Regions from separate parts of the Homo sapiens genome. Here region 1 is linked to region 2. A link is a contact called in ENCODE Hi-C or POLR2A ChIA-PET data. All regions are on one chromosome and are shown on one strand. The core of a region is the stretch at or near the end of the contact, and the rest is flanking DNA. Distances in the headings are between cores, read along the strand shown. Region 1 overlaps AMN1 (antagonist of mitotic exit network 1 homolog). Region 2 has its middle 31 kb from the start of RESF1.

Region 1 (3,122 bases), core at 55-2,554, 250 kb before region 2:
TCAATGATGTTAGCAAAAATATATCATTATAGAAGATTTAGGGGTACTGATGGTTAAGTGGGAAGAGTAGAAGTGATCTGGGTAGTTAAAATTTCTTCAGCTTTTTTCTCTTTAGTTTATTAATAAAAGCCATTTTATATGAACTATTTAAAAAATTTATTTTTTTTGATGTGATGACTCAAGGTAGAATATATTGTATGAACTCTTGCATTATTATTTTTATTTATTTTTTTTGAGACGAAGTTTCGCTCTTGTTGCTCAGGCTGGAGTATAGTGGCATGACCTTGGCTCACTGCAACCTCTGCCTCCTGCGTTCAAGCAATTCTCCTGCCTTAGCCTCCTGAGTAGCTGGAATTACAGGCATACATCATCATGCCTGGCTAATTTTTGTATTTTTAGTAGAGACAGGGTTTCACCATGTTGGTCAGGCTGGTCTCATAGTCCTGACCTCAGGTGATCCACCTGCCTCGGCCTCCCAAAGTTCTGGGATTACAGGCGTGAGCCACCATGCCCGGCCTCTTGCATTATTATTAATATTAGATCTCTCAATGTTATGATAATTGGCCATTATGCACAAGGCAAAGTCGAGATCCATAAGAGTTAAGTGATTTATTCGATGTTCTGGAGAGATGGCGTGGATGGGATCAGCGTTCGTTTTACTGTATCTTAAGATTTTAGTTTTAGTCTTAGCACTATTATTATTTTATTAGACAGCAAGTCTCAGTTAATGTTGTGCAGGCTGATTTCAAACCCCTGGGGCCTCAAGCGATCCTCCCACCTCAGCCTCCCGAGTAGCTGGGACTATAGGTGTGCACCACCATGCCCAGCTAATTAAAACAATTTTTTATAGAAGCAGGGTTTCTCTATGTTGCCCAGGCTGGTGTCAAACTCCTGCATTCAAGCGATCCACCCACCTTGGCCTCCCAAAGTGCTGGGATTACAGGCATGAGCCACCGCACCCTGACACAAATAACATTTCAATATCTCACTTTCCTATTCTGTGAAATCAGGGATCAGAAAAATAACATTTTAAAATGTGATGGAGTTGGCTAGGGTAATCAAAAAAGTGTTCTGTGCTAGAAATTTGGAAATGCTTGGACAAACGAAGTTAAACAGTTTCTTAGCTATAGTATTTCTCAGAGCCTTTGACAAATTAACATTCATAATAGTGGCATGTTGCCCTTCACAAACTTTTTGGACATATAAACACTTTTTGTTTTATGTTATGGCACACCATGTAACTGCAGTGAATCTGAAGGATTTCAGGGCAGAACAAAGAAAAAGATGTGACCACAAGGTGGCAGTGGGACACAACAAGCTCTCTTTGGACAGCGCTTTGACAGGTTTGTATGCCGGGAAGTCCCTCACAGCATGAGACCTTCCAAAGGCAGCGACAGTGTAGGGCGGCCACTACTCAGAAGGGGGAGGGTAAGAGAATTCCTGGAGGACTAGAGAGAGGGTGTATGTGTCATGACGTTGTTTAGCAGCAAGATCGGCGGGGCGGGTGGGGGGGTGTCTCTGGGTTACAGAGCTCCAAAGGGCAGCAGTGATTTGGGGTCTTTTATAGCCTGGGGTTTTTATCTATGGATAGTAGACGTTGAGTGTAGTTTGCAGGGTATGTAAAGCAGGTGGGCTCTAGATAGATGGCTAATAATTTGGTTATTTAGGCTATACTTAAACAATTGGATGTGTAAACATTTGATTTGGTGATGATGGGCTTTTGAGCTAACAGTCCTGGTTGCTGTGAAGAAGTAAACAACACAGGGCCCCAAAGGTCATTTTTAGATCATGTAACGGTAACACCTAGTCCAGCATTTACCAACTGTGATCTTCCAGATCAAAAATATTTTTATTCCAAATATTTTGAACTCCTGCCATTTCAATGTCTACTTCCACTACTTCTGGCAGCCACACAAAAATATAAGAAGTGATTTGAAAGGGGTATGCTATTCTTTTTTTTTTTTTTTTTGAGACAGTGTCTCACCTTGTCACTCAGGCTGGAGTGCAGTGGCACAATCTTGGCTAATTGCAACCTCTGCCCCCCAGGCTCAAGTGATCCTCATGCGTCAGCCATCAGAGTAGCTGGGATTACAGGCGTGCGCCACCATGCCCAGCTAATTTTTGTATTTTTAGTAGAGAGGGGGTTTCACCATATTGGCCAGGCTGGTCTCAAACTCCTAATCTCAAGTGATCTGCCTGCCTTGGCCTCCCAAAGTGCAGGACTACAGGCGTGAGCTACCACACCTGGCCAGAAAATGATATGCTATTCTTGCTGCAAATGTTGAAGTTGACTGATAATTTTTCTTTACCATAAAGCAGTGGTTCCCAAAGTGTAGTCTGCATATTCTGTAGTCTGAGACCCTTTCAGGGTTGTGAACTGAACTAGTTACTTTTCTCATGGAACACCATTTTTACTTTTTAAAAGAATGATTGATATGGTTTGACTGTGTCGCCACCCAAATCTCATCTTGAATTGTAGCTCCCACAATTCCCATGTGTCGTGAGAGGGACCCGGTGGGAGGTAATTGAATCATGGGGGCAAGTCTTTCCTGTGCTGTTCTTATGATAGTAAATAAGTCTCATGAGATCTGATGGTTTTAAAAGGGGAAACCCCTTCTCTTGGCTCTCATTCTCTCTTGCCTGCCACCCTGTAAGACGTGCCTTTCGCCTTCAGCCATGATTGTGAGGCTTCCCCAGCCACGTGGAACTGTGAGTCCATTAAACCTCTTTTTCTTTATAAGTTACCCAGTCTTGGGTATGTCTGTATCAGCAGTGTGAAAACGGACTAATACAATGACTACAGTGTAAGGTTATTCTTATTTGAGTACTTGGCAGACTATTTCATGAAAATAGAAGAAATGAGGCTGTCATTTCAAAGAAAACAAATGACAGAATTTGTTGTCAGTGATAAAGCTTTAGCTTTCAAGTGAATTTTGGAAGCCTCGTAGCTGCCACTGTGATCTTGAAAGCTATCCAGGACCTTTCTAATGACATCAGTTATTATGTTAACAACTGATTTTTGTTTTGGATAATAAAATGTGTCAATATTTAAAAGATCTATATAACTCAGAGAACCAATATTTTCCGAACTGCCAATGCATGATGTTACAAAATCATGCATT
Region 2 (3,191 bases), core at 243-2,742:
TCGAACTCCTGACCTCGTGATCCACCCACCTCGGCCTCCCAAAATGCTGGGATTACAGGCGTGAGCCACTGCACCCCGCCAATTTTTTGTATTTTCAGTAGAGACAGGGTTTCCCCATGTTGGTCAGGCTGGTCTCGAACTCCCGACCTCAGGTGATCTGCCCGCCTCAGCCTCCCGAAGTGCTGGGATCACAGGCATGAGCCACCTCGCCTAGCCTGTTTTTTGTTTTTTTGAGACAGGGTCTTGCTCTGTCACCCAGGCTGGAGTGCAGTTTTGCAGTGGCATGATCCCGGCTCACTGCAGCCTTAACTGCTCAGGCTCAAGCGACCCTCCCACCACAACCTCCCAAGTAGCTGTGTCCCACAGGCACACACCACAGTGCCTGGCTAATTTTTTTATTTTCTGTAGACATGGAGTCTCCCCATGTACTCAGGCTGGTCTCAATCTCCTGGGCTCAAATGATCCTCCCCCATCTTGTTCTCCCAAAGTTCTGGGATCACAGGCGTGAGCCACCGCCCCCAACTACTTTTTTAAAAATATTTTGATCTGCAGTTGGTTGAATCCTCAAATGTAAAACCCACAAATATGAAGAGCCGACAAGAACCAACATCTGACGAAGGTACAGAAAAACTACTGCACTACTGCTCTATAAGATTAGAAATTAATCTGTAAACATTGATACATTGTTAGGATGCTTTTGCCACCTGATAGAGACATTAATTCCAAATGTTCCAGGTCTTTATTGCCCTGAGAAAGTTAAGCAATCTTATAACTAATTTAGCAAATTTGTGTAAGGATTTTGCCTTTCAATATGAATGTATGTTCAAAGACAAAGGTCTGGAAAGATATGCACAAAATAAAATTAAACAGTGGTTATTTCTGGGGAGGAAAGTAGGAAATTGAATTTTTGCAACTTTTTGTACTTTTGTATTTTTCAGAAGTTCTTGTTTTTAAAATGTCAATGTAAAAGCACACACACAATAAATGTCTCCATCAACTCTTTGTCCACGACTAGAGAAATGGTTTAGTAAACTATATTTCTTTTCCTTGGAAACATATTCAATCATTAAAATTATGTTTATAAGGATTACATTATAACATGTAATTAAAGAAAGGGAAAACTATGCACAGAAAAGTTATAGGAGGAAAAACACCAGTGCATTAATTATATTGATAATATTTTATTTTTTTAAGTATTCTTATCTAATGAGAATGTAACATTTTTGTAATAAGGAAAATGTTAGTAAAAACAAAACACAGCATGTTTCAGCATGCCCTGACTCTTCTTTGAGGATATGTGATACAATAGATTGGCCTTTTGTGACTTTTACAAAAGGTTGTAGTTTTTGTTCCCTCCACACTTAAGAATTTTATCTCACATCATGAATATCTGACTTCTGGCTTTTTTTTTTTTTTAAGGTAAGCAAGCTAACATTTAAAACTGTGATTAAATAAGAGTATCTTTCAAGGTTTGGCTAAGGAGAGCTAACATTTCCGTGCTGTGCTGTTAATCAAAGGAACTTCTTCAGCTGGTTTTGTTTTGTTTTGTTTTGAGACGGAGTTTCGCTCTTGTTGCCCAGGCTGGAGTGCGGTGGCAGGATCTCAGCTCACTGCAACCTCTGCCTCCTGGGTTCAGGCGATTCTCCTCCTCCTGGGTTCAGGCGATTCTCCTGCCTCAGCCTCCTGAGTAGCTGGGATTACAGGCATGCACCACCACACCGGGCTAATTTCTGTATTTTTAGTAGAGACGGGGTTTCACCATGTTGGTCAGGCTGGTTCCTTTTTAACTGAAACATGTCAGAGAGGAAAAATTTTCCTCAACCCTCTTATGTTTTGTAACTGAGGGCCTGCAAATTAAACTAATAAAAGACATAGTAACAGGAGAAAAGGCACACCATTTTTATTAATATTTGCATGCAAAAGAGTTCTCAGGAAAGAAGTAGTTAGACTTGCGGTTTTATGTACCTTTTTAACAAAGGAAAGAGGGTTTGAGCTTCAAGGAACTAATTGTGGGGCACTGAGTAGGAAACATGGGGGAATTAATGGAAGATAAGGGCTATTTTAGAAAGATCTGTTTATGCAAATTCATCTTGGTGTTAATTCCCATCTTTGGTAAAAATCACTCTTCTCTCCCTGGTACTGGGTGGGTGGGGAAGCACCTTCCTCAATGGGAAATTTATGCCCTGCTTTTAGGCTCTGTCACCCAGGCTGGAGTGCAGTGACATGATCATGGCTCACAGCAGCTTCGACCTCCAGGGTTCAAGCTATCCTCCCGCCTTAGCCTCTTGTGTAGCTGGGACCACAGGCTAGCACCACCACACTCAGCTAATTAAAAAAAAAAATTTTGGTGGAGATGTTCCCGAACCGAACCAGGCCTGGCTGTATGTTCTCACAGCCCAATAATGAGATGCAGATGGACTGGGAAAGAAGGGAGTTTATTTCTGTAACTGGATACAGGGAGAAGATCAGAGATTATTCGCCAGACCAACTCAAGGTATTACAATTCTTCCCATGCTCATACATGTTTGGACTACATGCCTACGTGCAGTATCACATTTGCCTAAGTTTATCAGTAATTAATTTTGCTTCAACTAGAAGGTCAGAGGCCAAAAATGCCCTCTAAATCTACCTAATCCGTGAGGGTCCTCGTACCAGGGTGATTAAGAAATGTCTCCTAAATTTACTTAAGGAGGATCCTGGCACCAGAGCAATTACTTCTACTTTATCTTACCTACGGTTTGGTCCTAAGAGTTGCTCCAGACCCTCCTCCTTAAAATAAATCGTTTCAAGGACTGTCTATGTTACCTTGACTCGCCCCAGATGTCAACCCGAGACAGATCCTGGTACAAGGAATGTAAGGCTGTCTCCATTATCTTGACGTGCTCCAGGTTTTAGGAGAAGCCTGTGCAAGGCACTTACTGAACATATATTTCATTTCTGGTTCTGACGTCCGAGCATTGATTTTCCCTAGACTTAATTGTTAGCCCAATATTAAGGCAAGCGCTGTGGAAATTCATCTATGTAAATGGAGTGCTATGGAGCCCTGTCTGTGTGACTGTCAGGGAGAACTGGCCTGCCACAGATATGAGGTCTCACTATGTTGCCCAGGTTGGTCTCGAGTTTCTGGGCTCAAGTGATCCTCCTGCCTTGGCCTCCCAAAGTGCTCGGATTACAAACATGAGCCACCGCTC

What was found. Hi-C counts contacts between places; a loop is a spot of excess contacts on that map. ChIA-PET counts read pairs that join two places held with the same protein, here RNA polymerase II (POLR2A). Pooled maps may share reads with other maps.
Region 1: a loop to region 2 is called in a pooled map, with 4 times the contacts of the local background. The contact joins two enhancer-like sites. A Hi-C loop is called at or near these places in 1 of 168 maps with a recorded cell type or tissue (HepG2) and 7 of 50 pooled maps. POLR2A ChIA-PET finds 5 or more read pairs at or near these places in 6 of 52 experiments (B cell, CD4-positive, alpha-beta T cell, GM10248 and 3 more).

What each region holds. Positions count from the first base shown.
Region 1 is chr12:31,681,012-31,684,133 of GRCh38, forward strand. All of the region lies in intron 6 of AMN1 (antagonist of mitotic exit network 1 homolog), which reads right to left. Among named protein-coding and RNA genes, the nearest start is that of ETFBKMT, 23 kb to the left of the region's middle. RefSeq lists a silencer at 1,436-1,525. Within about 2 kb of position 1,305, at least 4 of the 41 ENCODE cell types and tissues checked have a DNase peak (open chromatin) inside an H3K27ac peak, as active enhancers do.
Region 2 is chr12:31,927,144-31,930,334 of GRCh38, forward strand. No RefSeq gene overlaps it. Among named protein-coding and RNA genes, the nearest start is that of RESF1, 31 kb to the right of the region's middle. Within about 2 kb of position 1,493, at least 3 of the 41 ENCODE cell types and tissues checked have a DNase peak (open chromatin) inside an H3K27ac peak, as active enhancers do.